Linked DNA regions of Mus musculus: regions 2 and 3 are each linked to region 1. A link is a contact called in ENCODE POLR2A ChIA-PET data. All regions are on one chromosome and are shown on one strand. Each heading gives the region's core, a stretch centred on a gene start or an enhancer-like site at or near the end of the contact. The rest is flanking DNA. Distances are from core to core; before and after follow the strand shown. Region 1 holds the start of Rpl12 (ribosomal protein L12). Region 2 has its middle 10 kb from the start of Stxbp1. Region 3 holds the start of Niban2 (niban apoptosis regulator 2).

What was found. ChIA-PET counts read pairs that join two places held with the same protein, here RNA polymerase II (POLR2A).
Region 2: POLR2A ChIA-PET joins it to region 1 with 17 read pairs in embryonic stem cell. The contact joins the enhancer-like site here to the promoter of Rpl12 in region 1. POLR2A ChIA-PET finds 5 or more read pairs at or near these places in 4 of 5 experiments (Patski and embryonic stem cell).
Region 3: POLR2A ChIA-PET joins it to region 1 with 18 read pairs in embryonic stem cell. The contact joins the promoter of Niban2 here to the promoter of Rpl12 in region 1. POLR2A ChIA-PET finds 5 or more read pairs at or near these places in 3 of 5 experiments (Patski and embryonic stem cell).

What each region holds. Positions count from the first base shown.
Region 1 is chr2:32,959,589-32,964,397 of GRCm38, reverse strand. Rpl12 (ribosomal protein L12) reads right to left here and starts at 2,686. Exons shown (of 7, transcript NM_009076.3): 1 at 2,559-2,686; 2 at 2,276-2,349; 3 at 1,726-1,824; 4 at 1,332-1,413; 5 at 815-901; 6 at 545-657; 7 at 353-407. The coding sequence starts at 2,595. The coding sequence ends at 402. It overlaps Lrsam1 (leucine rich repeat and sterile alpha motif containing 1), which reads left to right and starts at 2,757. Exons shown (of 26, transcript NM_199302.3): 1 at 2,757-2,836; 2 at 3,143-3,354; 3 at 4,785-4,809. It overlaps Snora65 (small nucleolar RNA, H/ACA box 65), which reads right to left and starts at 1,097; the gene lies at 980-1,097.
Region 2 is chr2:32,854,914-32,859,722 of GRCm38, reverse strand. No RefSeq gene overlaps it. Among named protein-coding and RNA genes, the nearest start is that of Stxbp1, 10 kb to the right of the region's middle. Within about 2 kb of position 1,958, at least 1 of the 3 ENCODE cell types and tissues checked has a DNase peak (open chromatin) inside an H3K27ac peak, as active enhancers do.
Region 3 is chr2:32,873,960-32,878,768 of GRCm38, reverse strand. Niban2 (niban apoptosis regulator 2) reads right to left here and starts at 2,635. Exons shown (of 14, transcript NM_146119.2): 1 at 2,365-2,635. The coding sequence starts at 2,419. It overlaps Gm13523 (a long non-coding RNA gene), which reads left to right. Exons shown (of 3, transcript XR_003954026.1): 2 at 421-522; 3 at 4,789-4,809.

The sequences.
Region 1 (4,809 bases), core at 1,437-3,936:
TTACGCTGCTCTTTCAATATGCCCTGCTGTACTTAGTAGCTTTTGTTAATTGTAGATATCTACCAAAACCACATTCCCCAGACTTATGGAAAATGTTAAGGATTAATGCAATTGCTATGCCAGAGATCCCACTGTACCTCCAGGATGGGGAGGATCCAGAGCAAGCTTTAGTGTATCATCCATCTGACTTAAGACTCATAGCTCTGAACCTCCCAGCCACGCCCACAGAAGTGCCTTTCCTTCTAGGCTGTACTACCCCAGGACTTTGAATCAGTGCTTTCTAGATCCTGCTACCACAGCCATACTGAACCTCCCAAAACCCTCCCCTGGCCCCAAAAAGCAGCCAAGCCCATTCACTGGTTATCAGATAGTCTTTTATTGGAATATTTTCTTGTTGCTTCTTAACTCTGTGGGAAAAGAAATATTGTCAATCACAACAGGGAATATAAGTTAACAATGCCCCAGTAAAACACCAAAAGTAAAGCAACAAAAGTCCAGCTTTCCCCCAGCCTAACTGCTTCCCCCTTATATAACAGTCACTTACAGCTGGGCACTCCACTGCACCACTGTTGATGTCATCTATGATGTCATGAGGGTGGCGGCCATCCACATTGCAGCCCACAGACTGTGCAGTACCCAGGATCTCCTTGATAGTTCCTACAGTAAGAATGGTGGCCTCAGTCACAGGGGAAAGAATTCCAGGGTTCCATTGCAGGAACACAGGGAAAAAATATGGATCCATGGGAAAATCCAAATCTTGAACCTTCAACAGCAAAGTGGCAGCCACCACTCAGGGAAAATAGCGTGCTCTTACCAGAAAGTTCTCTAGCCAAAGACCGGTGTCTCATCTGCCGGGCAATGTTGACAATCTCATCAAAAGTAATGTTCCCACTGTGTTTAACTGCAGAAAGCAAGTACAGGGCCTTTTACAGCTTCCCCTGTCTTCTGAGATCATGGCTCCATTTTACCTATCGCTGGGCTGTTCCCATGCTTTCGGCACAGAGCCATCCACATGTAGGACAGCCCTGTTTCCTAAAAGCTGGGGCTCACTGTCAGCTCACCACTGGATTGCACCAGCCAACAATACTGGTCAGGTGCAGTGGCGGGTGGCTGGGGCACAAGCAAGTCCTCACCAGCAGCCCTAACACGATTTTAGGGATGGAAACAGATAAAGTTAAACCCCTGAGGCACTGTTTCATTTCTGCACCCAGGAAAGGGAACAGACAACAGACGCCTACTGTGATCTCATTCCACCCCTAGGTCCCAAGAAAGGGGTCGACACAGCTGAGTAGCACACTGCAGCGGAAACCCAGGGAGTGGGGCCGACTCACTGTTCTTCTGCTTCTTCCTGTCTCTCGGTGGCTCCTTGAGGGCTTTGATGATCAGGGCTGAGGCAGAAGGCACCACCTCGATCTGCAAAGAGACTTGATGTGAACACAGCCCAGAAAACCAACCACCACCAGACACGCTAAAGGGCCCCGAAAAAACAGCTCGGCTAGCTAAGGTGCTTCCTGCTGGCCTCACCTCCAGAGTTGAATCCCTAGCATGGCGGACTCCTGCACCCTGGCACCTACTACTGACTTACAGTGAACCCTGTCGTATAGCCCTCCCACAAGGATAAAATCCGATTCACCGGGACAGGGAAATCTTTGCCAAGACCCATGATTCCTGAGGGCTGCTATCTCAACCCTTCCCTCAACCCCCCACAGCAAGCAATGTAAATACCTGGGCCTGTCTGTTCTGGATGGTCAGTTTCACTGTAATTCTGAGACCCTTCCAGTCACCGGTAGCCTTGGCAATGTCATCGCCAACTTTCTTCGGAGACTGTAGAAATAATAGCATTCGTTACCATGTGCCCAAAGTTGAAGCCAGGACCTTCAAGCTCACCGCCAGCCCTCCTCACCGTCCCACAGGAGCCTGCCCACAATGGCTCCACATCCTTCTTCACTAAGACAACTCTGCAGTAAGGGCTAACAAAGCAAAACACTTTCTGCTGCAATGGGGAACCCTCGGAGCTTTAAACACTAGGTTCCCGTGCGTTACCCACGGAGGCTAGTGGATTTAAGCAAGTCCAATGGCTGCCTCAACCGGGCTGTGGCACGAGCCTCCGTGCACGTGTTATCTCAGTTTTCCTTTGCGTCCCAAGTCCCAGCACCCACATCCCGGCCTGCACCAGGGACATGGTGGCCTCTTCTGCCCTCCACGGGGACAGAACACATCTACAGGCCAAACAGCATGCACGTTAGAGGTCTACGGCTCGGGAGCGACGACTTACCAGACCCAGAGGACCGATCTTCGGGGCCAAGGCGGATGTGGCGCCGACCTCGCCTCCGGTGCACCTCAGGTACACTGAAGAAAAAGCAAAATCAGAACCTCTGCGGCGCAGGCCGCCCTGCGCGCTGCCGTCGGGCTTCAGATGTCCCGGGCCAGGCCTTACCCTAAGGCGCACGGGCCGCCAGAGCGTCGGGCTCCCTCCCCTCTTACACACGTGGCAGCCAAGGCCCAAGGGAGACCCGCCAGGCCCCGGGACAGCACCCGGGCGCGGCGAGGGCACGCACCGACTTTGACCTCGTTGGGGTCGAACTTGGGCGGCATGGTGGAGGCGGCTGGTGTCGGATGAACCCGGATTCGGGACGACCGAAGAAAGTTGCACCGTTGCCTCCTCCGAGCCGAAAGCCGAAAAGACGGATCCTGCTCCGCCCACGCCGGATATAGGCGGAAAAGCTCAGCTCTCGCGAGAACCGCTGGCCCCACCCAGTCTCTGGGCGACACCCTGGTCGCCCTGTTTCTTATGGGCAGGCGTCTGCGGCAGAGGACTGCAGAGCTTGGTCTGTGGGTGAGCTCGGGATTCGGAAGGGGTAAATGTTCGGAGCACCTTGCCTGGGCAACAGAGTAGGGCTGCACCAGAGGTCCTGGTTCCTGGTCCACGTTCCCTTCTCTTGACGGTGACTCTGGAGCCCCTGGGACCCAGCCCAGGGCCCCGCCCCTCCCCTAAGGGATCTGCACCTGACTTGAGCGACCCTAGTACCAGTGCCACCCTAGTACCCTCCTAACCTGTTTGCGGTATGTGCATGTTAGTTACAGAAACAAACTATTCGAGTCTAATCACGAGTCTTTAATTCTGCAATTCCTTGGTTTCTAGAATCTCGAGACTTTGTCATCCTGAGTTGCGTGTCTTTCTGAAATTTAAAGTTTCGGTGCTCACTTCTATGTTTGAAGGAGACCGGACACCAGCTCAGCTTTTGGGGGCCAATGGTTTGTATCTGTGGCCAAGTCTTCGGAGTGACTGGCCTACCTTGAGGTCCACCCAAGAATCGGAACATCGGTGGAGGACCTCCCCATCCACAGAGCCAGGTTAGCCGCTGGCCAGCCCTGCCAGGGAAGGATGGGTGTGGTTCTTCCCAGCCAAGCTGGACCATCAGGAAAGTTCAAACCAGAACTGAACGAGCCCTGCTGAGAACGGTGAGGGAGGGGGAATTGGCAGAGATAGTCATTGAAGAAGGTATTTGGAAATGTAGATCTGGAGGATGGGGGCGAGGGAGGCTAGTCATTAGTGAGCCATCTGTAAGGGATTTAAGTCGTGGCCATCAGATAGGGATGGAGGGAGCTGTCTCTCAGGAGTGCTGCAATTGAGTGCGGAGAGTCCTGAGCAGGCCCTGCAGGCCCAGCAACCTCCTCTGACAGCCCACGCCCACAAATGGAGACCTGAAATCCCTCAGGACCACATGTGTCCTCTACTGCAAGGCTCCTCCAGCCCTCTTCTCCTTAGCAACTGTAATAGTACCTGAGTGCATTTGTCATGTGTGTGGTACCCTGTGGCAGAGTCTATGGCATAGACCTGACATACATGAAGTCACTGACCCCACAGAGGCCAGCATTGGCAACATTGCTCCATATTACAAATGAGGAAACCGGCTCCGACCAGTGACACAAAGTGACACAGCTAATGTCTTAGGTGTCAGAGCCCATGCCGTGAGTTACACACTTCCTCCAAATGATTATGTCCTTCCTATTGCTGGCCCTTAGACAGCACTGGAAGTTGCAGCCAGCTATGGGCAGCCAGCTACTGAATTCAGGACACAATGATTAACTTGGCTAAACTGGGAGGTCCAAGGAGCCGTGCAAGCGGCACAGGATCAGGACTTGAAAGGCAAGTGTCCCAGCCTGGTGTTTCTACAACCCAGGTCATATCACCAGATGAATGACCTTACTCAGCATCGGATTCTCCACGGGGCTGTAAGGAGAACCAAATGAGCAGTAGCTGGAAGCCTGCTAAGGTGCCTGAAGATTGCATTTTGATTTTTGCTTAACTCATAGATCTCTCTAGTATTGATATAGTTGAGTTCCCCCAAGTCACGGCTACCTCCAGTTTGGTCTTGATGGTTCCATCCTGACAATTTCCAGAGCTGGAAGTGACTCATCAGCTGAGTCTGTCCAGAGTCTTCAGAGAACATCCTTGGAAGGCACCTGGGGGAATCTTCCCTTGGTGGGGGAAACGCTTAGCACTGGGAGGGTGATGCCGGCGCCGCAGAGGGGCAGTGGCAAAGTAGGTCGAGCCCAGAGTACTTGGCGTGTTCTGTTCTTTCTACTCTAGGCTTTGCTTTGTCAGTAAAACAAAGTGTTGGGCTCTGTCGTGTGGGCTCAGGGCCCAGCTGGATGAGGTAGACAGCCCGGCCCACATGGAACGCACAGTCTTGCAGACAGCTGCTGCACTGCTGAGCTGCCTGTCTGCAGGTCGGACGCAGTGCAAGTTCCCAGGCGCTGATCTCTCTGCCGTCCTCTAGGGTCCAGAAGAGCTCACACCGGAGG
Region 2 (4,809 bases), core at 709-3,208, 100 kb after region 1:
CAATACCCAAAGCCAAACAAGACTGAAGTCACTGTTGCTAAAATTCCTGTCCTGGGGGAGACCTAACAATGGCTCTCTCCCCTCACGGTCTCATTGACAAGCCAAGGAGTGAAGCTGCCAACATTCTCCCCGAGGCACCAATGAATGCGTTTATTGGGCTCCTTACAGAGCATATTTGAGGGGTTACACACACATTTGAGGGGACCCTCCACCCATAGCCACATAGACGAAGTGCCCTCCCCTAGCTCTTCCCCACCTATGCACCTTAGCCTCTCCGGGAGGCCACGTGCAGTTAGGGTAGAACTGCACACTGGCTGGGTAGAACTGGCTGGGAATGGGCTGAACAAGGGTCCCAGCTGGGCGACGCTCGTGAGGAAACACCTGGAGATGGTGGGTGGATGTTTGCCTTGGATGGGCACTAGATCCAGGTGCCAGTGGACACCCTGTGACAAATGCAGCACCTTCACTTTCCTTTGTGGAAGGAAGAAACCAGTGTAGAGAGTCAGGGCTGCTCTGCTCACTGCTCCCCCTGCTGGTCACCTCAGAGTGATGGCGCCATCTGAGGTCTGCCCCTCAGAGCTCATTCTTATACACCCACCTTGTTCATCAAATATGTGTGTGCCTCAGGTGTGCTGGGGCCTGCTCTAGGTGCTGGGGATACAGCAGCAAAGAGCTAAAGGGCTCAGTGCGGTGGTGCTCAGCTTTAATCCTAGCACTCAGGTGGCAGAGGCCGACGAATCTCTTAATCTGGCCAGTTTAATCTGGACTACACAGAATATTCCAGGCTAGCCGAGGTGACACAGTGAGAGCCTGTCTCCAAAAAATAAAATAAAGTAAAAAATAAAAAAGAGGGGCTGGAGAGATGGCTCAGTGGTTAAGAGCACTGGCTGTTCTTCCAGAGGTCCTGAGTTCAAATCCCAGCAACCACATAGTGACTCACAGCCATCTGTAATGGGATCCGATGCCCTCTTCTAGTCTGCAGGTATATATGCAGATAGAGCACTCTTATACATAAAACAAATAAAATTTTTTAAAAAATCAAAAAGATTCGAGGCCAGCCTAGTATACAAAGTGAGTTCCAGGACAGCCAGGGCTATACAAAAACCAAAAAAAAAAAAGGAGGACAGAAAGGGAAGAGGGAAGTGCTAGGGAACAGAGGACATGAAGGAAGGAGGGGAGGGAAGAGAAGGATGGGTATATATATATATATATATATATGGATATGGATATGGATATATATATATATATATACATATAGTTATATAGTTATATACAGAATATATATTTTATAAATATATAATTATATATAGTTATAGATGATATATGGTATTTAATTGATATATGTGACATGTAATGTATGGCATGATATATAATATATACAATATATAATTTTATAGCATAATTATATAATCATATATTATATACTACATATCACACATTACATACCGCATATTACACATTACATGATATATATTTCACATTATATGTGTGTGTGTATATGTGTGTGTGTATATATATGTATATATATTATATTATATATATATATAAATTCTCTTGTGTCCCAGTGACATGATGAAGTTATGTCATCATGAAGAAGGACTGCAGGCAAAAACCGAAGAAAATAGAGACTGGCAGCTTTGAGGCCAACCTGGTCTACAAAGTGAGTTCCAGGACAGCCAGGGCTATACAGAGAAGCTCTGTCTCAGAGAGAGAGAAAGAGAGAGAGAGAGAGAGAGAGAGAGAGAGAGAGTTCTGTTGCCACAGTTAAGTTGGCCTCCAGAGGACTGACGAAACTGAAGGACCAGAAGCTCGACCATCTAAGACATCCCCGCCCTACAATAAGTGGGTGGATTTATGTAACAACAGCAAGAGCAGGCTCAGTCACGGAGCTCCCAATTGGCCTACATGAAGCCCTCAGTCTCCTGATGTTCCTCCTGCCCACCAGCAGGTGGCGGGGGCAGCCTGCATCTGGACGATGGTTTCCAGGCTCTGCTTTCCAGAGAGATAAAAAAGGAAGCCGCTCTGGCTCCAGGGGCTTCTAGCTTCTTCCCCTCTGTGTAAAGAGTTGGGAAATCTCAGGACTAGAGAGATGGCTAAGCAGTTGGGAGCACTTGCTGCTCTTCCAGAGGACCCAGGTTCAATTCCCAACACCCACATGGCAGCTCATAACTGTTTGTAACTCCAGTTCCAGGGGGATCTGACACCCTCACACAGATATACATGCAGGCAAAAAACACCAATGCACATAAAATAATTTAAGAAAATATTAGGGAAAAAAAGAGTGGACATGTAGCCAAGGCTATCCTTGAACTCTTAATCTTTCTGGGATCCAGCACCAAAGAGTTTTGGCTGGGACTATTGCTCATTGATAATGTGTGTGCTTAGCACAACACACACAGGTAACAATAAAATAAATCTTAAATATTTAGAACCAGGCTCATTTCTAAAGTGCCAGCCCTGGCGAGATTGAGGCAAGAAAAATTATAAGTTTGAGCCCAACTTGGATTAATTCAATTCTGAGTATAGATTTAAATATCCCCCCCCCCTTTTTTTTTTCGAGACAGGGTTTCTCTGTGTAGCCCTGGCTGTCCTGGAACTCACTTTGTAGCCCAGGCTGGCCTTGAACTCAGAAATCCACCTACCTCTGCCTCCCCAGTGCTGGGATTAAAGGCGTGCGCCACCACGCCTGGCTTTGATTTTTTTTTTTTTTTTTTTATTACTTGTGGAATGAAAAGCAAAGCAAAAAATATGCAGCAGGAAATCAATCTCGCTGTGGTCTAATCACACTGTTCTAGGGCTCTCGGTGCTGCGCTGAGAGGGAGGAACCTAAGGGTCAATGACGGGGATGGGTACAGTGACATCAGAGAGGCTAATCGTACGTCCAGAGAAGTCAGACAAGAGAGATGGCTCTGCAGTTAGGGGTACTTCTAGTTCTTGCAGAGGACCTGGGTTGATTCCCAGCGACCACATGGTGGCTCACAACTGTCCATAACTCTAGTTCTAGGATGTACATGATACACAGACATACATGGGCATACCGTTAATCCTCAGGAGGCAGAGGCAGACGCAGGCAGATCTCTGTGAGATCTGCATAAGAGTTCCAAGCCAGCCAGGGCTACACACAGAAACCCTGTCTCCAAAACAAAACAAAAACAAAAGCAATAAGGCCAAGACTGACTGAGGAAGACGGACATCCATCAACGGCCTCCACATGCATATGTACTCGAACATGCGCACGCGCACACACACACACCAAAATAAATAGAGCAAGAGAAGAAAGGCATGGGAGAGAAAGGGGCCTGGCCTGGGATTCAGCATGTGGCAGTCGTCCTCCCCCTCCTCTGTGAGGGCTCAGCACAGGGAGCTGAGGTCGTAGGAGTATCCTGAGGCTCTCAGTGAATCCTAGCAATGTACTGAAACAGCTCTTGGGCGGCTCTGCAGCTGCTACTGAAGGTGCATCAAGCCCCAGGGTGGGATGTAGCTAACAGATGTCTTCAGATCACTGGGAATCCACTCTGTTCAATAACTGCTATTTTTGTTCTGGGAACCAAACATCTGCTCTAACGGCTCCTCTGGGGACCTAGGGCGAGGCTGTGATGTGTTCAAGGGGGAATTATGTCACAGCCTAGAAAAGAGGGAAGGAGTCTTGGGGATTAAGAGGACATCAGAGGAGGAGGGTCCCTGTGAAGAGGAGGATGAAGATCCACATGGGGCAGCAAGCTCCTTGTAATGGACAACCAGACTGGAACCTATAGCCAGCCCCCTCCCATGCTCTCCCTGTAGGAGGCACTTAAGATACCTCTTAAGGAAGGGTGAGGCAGAAGGGTCCTAGGTGGGGAGGAGGGGTCCTATATGGGGAGGAGGGGTCCTAGGTGGGAAGGAGGGTAGTAGGTGGGGAGGAGGAGGGTAGTAGGTGGGAAGGAGGAGGGTAGTAGGTGGGGAGAAAGGGTACTAGACCTGTGTGAGTACCATAGGACTCCTCCCCGAGTCTATCTGCTCCTGATTTGGACAGAGATACCAAACAGGACATAGATTCCAGGGCCCAGGTCTGTGCAATCCTTTCGAGAAGGAGGAAAGAACTGGGCAGCCACAGTCAAAAGACACTGGCTCACAGAGAGGTAAGGGCCCCCAGAGCTCTTACTGTCAGTGGGCAGGAAACACTAGGCTGAGCCACACCCCCAGCTGGGCCTGACTCTGGGGTGACTATCAAGAGAGAGGGTGGCTAATGTCAAGCATGCGTGAGTGTGGCAACAGAAGTGGGTACATAGACAAAGGGTGGGGGAAGGGAGGGAGGGAGCACGGGGAGGGAGGGAGCATGTAGGGGTTAGAAAGACAGCCTGTGTTTAATGTTGATGCGAAAGACCTTTCTTGGTGCACTGAGAGCTTTTCAGGACACAGCGCTAAGGGTGGGGTGTGGGAAGGGGGCATGGGATGAGGATGCCTGTGATGCCGGCAGGAGCTGAGGGAGGCTTAGTTGTGTTAAGAAATGATATTACTAGGGGCTGGAGAGATGGCTCAGTGGTTAAGAGCACTGACTGCTCTTCTGAAAGTCCTGAGTTCAAATCCCAGCAGCTCACAACCATCTGTAATGAGATCTGTTGCCTTCTTCTGGTGTGTCAGAAGACAGCTACAATGTATTTAGATATAATAATAAATAAATATTTTTTTAAAAAAAGAAAAGAAAGAAATAGTATTACTCTACAGCGATGCTTTCTGGATCTAATGGGGACATTTCTGTATGACAGAATCCCTCCTAGGGAGATTCAACATACACACACACACACACACACACACACACACACATCTATT
Region 3 (4,809 bases), core at 1,386-3,885, 86 kb after region 1:
TCCTTGCTTGCCAGAGGCTTTGAAATCTCAGGATGAAAGATGCCGGGGCAGCAAACCTGCACCCTGGGTAAGAGCACGCCTGACCTTTGCCAGGACTTGCAGGCTGGTATTCACCTGCTCACCTGCTAAGGGAGGGTGGAAGGTGGCCAGCCAAGCCTTAGCACCCTAACAGGCCTGGGAGCTTAGGGCCCTGTGGGAGGGGTGTTCTCACAGCTGACACTTCCACAGGGAGGGAGGGCTCTGGAATCTTAATCATGTACCTGCTGGGTGGGGTGAGGGGACTGAATGGGTGGCTGGAGGTGGCAAAGTCACAACCCCATTTCCCTCCAACAAATTCTTAAGGAAATTAGTTCGTTCTCTCTCTCTCTCTCTCTCTTTCTCTCTCTCTCTCTCTCTCTCTGTTGGACTACCTTCTTGTAGCACCCACCCTTACACTCAGGAGCCTCCCTGGCGAGCCTGCCCTGGGATCTAGGGCATCTGAAGAGGGATTATTAATAGCACTTTCAAGTGTTTGGAGGAAAGGTAAGCAGGTTGAGTGGGCACAACCCTATTCTCCCCAGCCTGTATCCACAAAACAAACTCAGCCCTCTCCGGAAGGGGCCACTCCACCGTCCCCTGGCTTCGGTCCCCTGGCTTCGGCTCCACTCAGGGAGTTGGCCAGGAGGTCAGGGGTGGGTTCTCAGCCTAAGACTTGGGAAGGTGGGAGATCTGGGTGTGGGGAAAAGAAAAAAAAAAAAAAAAAACCACTGAAGTAGGGCACACCCCACCCATGCTTGCTGAGAGCCTGAGAGGAGGCTCTGAATGGAGAGACTGTTACAGAACCCCAGGAGGTTGCCACCAACAGGGAAGGGACAGGAAGACTCCGCCCTGCCCTTCCTGAGCCCAGGCCTTGTCCTACAAGGAGGCCTTCCAGGACTTAACCCCTAGCTGTTCAGAGGTGAGAAATGGTCTATATCACCCATCCTGTCCCCAACTCCAGGCCTGGCCAAGTGACTGGATAGTCCTTCTTTGGCACCTTCTTTGTGCCCGGCCACAGTGAAGCCCTGGAAGTGGGGACACCTGCCTTATTCTAGGGTCCCTGCTATCAAGGGGAAATATAGCCAAGCACCCAACAGGACATCAAGATAATGTAGGGACACCACACTCAATGAACAGGGAGACAAATGAAACCAAAGGAACTGTCTCCTCTTCCTGTGCTCTGATAAACCCAGCTGGTTGGCACGCCAGGTCTCAGGGCCTCCTGTACTAAGCAAAGCTCACTAAGCTCTCAGCAGCCATCCCAAGAAGTCAACACCCGCCCCTTAGGAAGGCAACACCGAAGCTCTTGGACATTGTGACTGGCTCAAGCAGGGCAGTGGTGCCCCAGGCCTTTAATCCCAGCACTTGGAAGGCAGAGGCAAGTGGCTCTCTACGAATTCGAAGCCAGCCAGGTCTACAGCCACAACTACATGGTGAGACCCTGGCTGGGAAAACCAAAACAAAAGAGACTGGCTCAGGATCACACACTTGGGAGAGAAGCTGAAATTACATTCAGGACCGCCAGGCCTGACTTGCCTGTGGTCAGCCAAGCTTTGTTTTGGGATAGCCTGAGATTCTCACCCCATCTCCCACTCCCTACAATGAGCCCAGGATCCTGCACTCCACAGACTTGGGAGCAACTCCCTCTAGAGAAGTGTCCACCGCGCAGTGACAGGCTGAGAGCAAGGCTGGCAGAAGGAAGGTACTGAGAGGTACTGAGAGACTGAACTCTGGCTCTGAGAGAACCAGCTCTGGCCATAAACAGACCCCCTAGGCTGTAGTGCCAGCACTCTGCTGAGGTAAAGCCCAAAGACAGGGACCCGCCCCTTCAAGGGCACCCCATCTCTCCTTAGCCCCACTCTCCACATTCGGTCCCCGGCTCTCTAAGGGCCCATCCCCCTGTAAGCTTCAGCCACGTGTACCCGGACTGAGGCCAGGGCGAGGAGGAACAAGGCAGCTGAGGGGGGAGTCTGGAAGGTCTGACTCTGTGGGGCAGAGTCCAGAGTAGAGGTTAGGCTTGGAACGTTGTTGGGAAAGATGGGGGGCGCGACCCCTCCGCCACGCCTGTAAGTGCATGGTTCTGGCCAGGCTGGGCTCCAAGGGGAGCAGTGGGATCCAGTAGAGAAATGGGATCCCAGGCTCCTCAAAGGGTGAAAGGAGCATACAGAAGGGCCTGGAAGGGCCGTCCAGACCGAGAGAGAACAAGTTCGGAGGAAGAGTAAGGGTCTGGCCGGCTCTCGTCCCGACCTGGGCCTTGACTCTCGAGTACCGCTCCCCATGAGATCGGAGGCGTGGCCCGGGGTGCCCGGGGAGCCCCAGGCCGGCCGGGCGCTGAGCGGTGCTCACCTGCGATGTGCTGGCGCCGTGCGTCATCCAGGTGTGTGGACAGTACGTCTCCCATGGCGAGGAGAAGACGCGGCCGGATCCGCCCGCCGCTACTCAGACTGACGCCGCTGGCGCCATGGAGTCCGCAGGCCCCGCTGCCGCCGTCGCCCCGCAGCCCCGCTGCCGCCTCGGCTGCTCTCTCTGCGCTCCCACCGAGATCCCCACCGCGTCCCTCCCTCCGGCCGCTGCTGCCTCTCTAGCCCGCGCCCAAGCCCCGGCGCCCGCCCCGCCCCGCCCCGCCAGGCCAGGCCAGGCCACGCCCCTGTCGGAGCCACGCCCTCCTCTCCAGTCCAAGGCGGGAGGGGACCTCCAGACAGCGAGGAGACTTAGACAAAGAGAAGATCCCCAGAAAGGAGACCCGGGACGGACCTGCTTGGTGTGCTTCAAATTCAGATAGCAGCGAAGAAAAGGCTGATGGGGGTATCGCAGAAAACGGAGAGCCCTTGGGGCTGTAGCCTAAGCGTCTCCTCTCCCCTCCTCAAGCCGAGGACAATGTAGGGACTACAAGGGGACGCCGGGACGGACGTGTGGGAATTCAGCATTCCTCCTGCCCCCTTCCCCCAGTCTCGCCCACAGCTGCTTGCACTGGGGAAGTCCCCTAGCCTTGATCGGACCTGTCCTAGAAGGTGTGCCAACCCGTCTTGCACAATAGATAGGGGTAGACGGGGAGGGAAAATGGACAAGTATGGGGTGGAAGACTGAGGGACAAGGGAGGGGAAGAGATGGGGCGGGGGGTGCGGGGGGACATGGTTAGAGCTCAAAGATATCATCAAGAGGTCATTCCTCAGGCCCGGCTCGTGGGCGTTTCATTCGAAGGAGGCTTGCTGAACAGAGCAAAGCAGGAAGGCTATTTTTGCACTTTGTTAGACTGTCTGAAATGAAAAGCCGGGACCTCGGACTCTGGGTACTTGTACAGTAGGGCTGGGCATGGGTAGGTAACTAACAGAAGGTGTTTCGGTTTCTGGACCTCCCAAGCCGGTAGAGGAGACTAATTTGATGACTTGGTCTGCACTGCCTGTGTGACCAGGGCTGGCTGTGTTGCTGCTCCCTCACACCTCTTGGCTCACCACTATAATGCGCTCCACCAGTTATTAGCTGCTCTCCCTGTAACCCTGACACCTGGCAGCAGGATTGTAACAGTTACCTATAACTAGGCACCTGTCTTGTAGGCCTGTCACCACCACACCAGGTGATGCAGACTCTCTGTCATGCTTTCCATCAGCAGTCAGCCACTGTGGTGAACACTCATTTGCTAAGCCTCCTGCAAGATGCTGTGCTTAAGTGTAGGGGTGCATGCAGTAGGGAGGACAGATCTGAGGCTGTGGGGCTGGCGAGACGGCTTAGCTTAGCGGTAAGAGCTCTTACTACTCTTGCAAGAGCACTCCGGTCCTTTCCTGGCACCCACATCAGGCAGTTCACAAATGCCTATAACTACATTTCCCGGGTATCTGACTACTACTTCTGCCTCTACAAGCTACTATACTCACCTGGGGTGAATAAATTCATGCAGGAAAACACATGTACATATAAACAAATAAATGATAAGATGTTGAGGTCAGCCTAAACAAGCTGCAAAGCAAGTTTGAGGCCAGTCTAAGACACATAGGAAGACCCTCTTTCAAAAGTTCAATGGCTAAACTGGACAACTAGTGGTGCTCTCGTCTTTAACCCAGCACTCAGGAGGCAGAGGTAGGTGGAGCTCTTGAGTTCGAGGCCAGCCTGATCTACAGAGGGAGTTCTAGGACAGCCAGGGCTACAGAGAGAGACCCTGTCTAGAAAACATGCACACAAACATATACAGGTTTGTGTGCACACACACACATACACATGCACACACACAAGCTACCTATCCTCTATGACCCTGGACAAGTGCATTCCTTGTTGAGCTCAGTCCCCTCACCTGTCAAGTCAGAGTAATGATACTTTGTGGGGAGGCTAGGAAGAGAGAGAGTGCCTACCATAGACAGTCACTTTCTCAATAAACAGAAATGTTGTTCTGGTCCCTGCCCTCCTGAAGTCTGAGGGAGGGAACAGAACATTGTGTTATGAGGACAGTGATTTAAGCACAGTACCAGAGCTGAAAGTTGAAAAACGAGAATTGTGACAGCATGTAGCAAGGAAAGGCCACTCAGGGAGCGGGGCCCACACAGGCAAAGGGCAAGCCTGAGAAAAACAGGATGTGTTCAGAGTCACCAGGAGGAATTGGAGGCAGGCTGGCAGAGATTTTCAGTTTCCTTGTGCAGAGGTGGGCCAGAGAAGGAAAGCGACTTTTGTCCAAGTCTCACAGTAGGGACCCAGGGCCATCACAGTTGACCCTGAATGTCACTTCTCTGGGCTGCCTGAAGCAAGTGATGCTAATAAGCTCATTTTTCTCCTTTCCCTCAGCCTCAACTACAGAACCTAGAA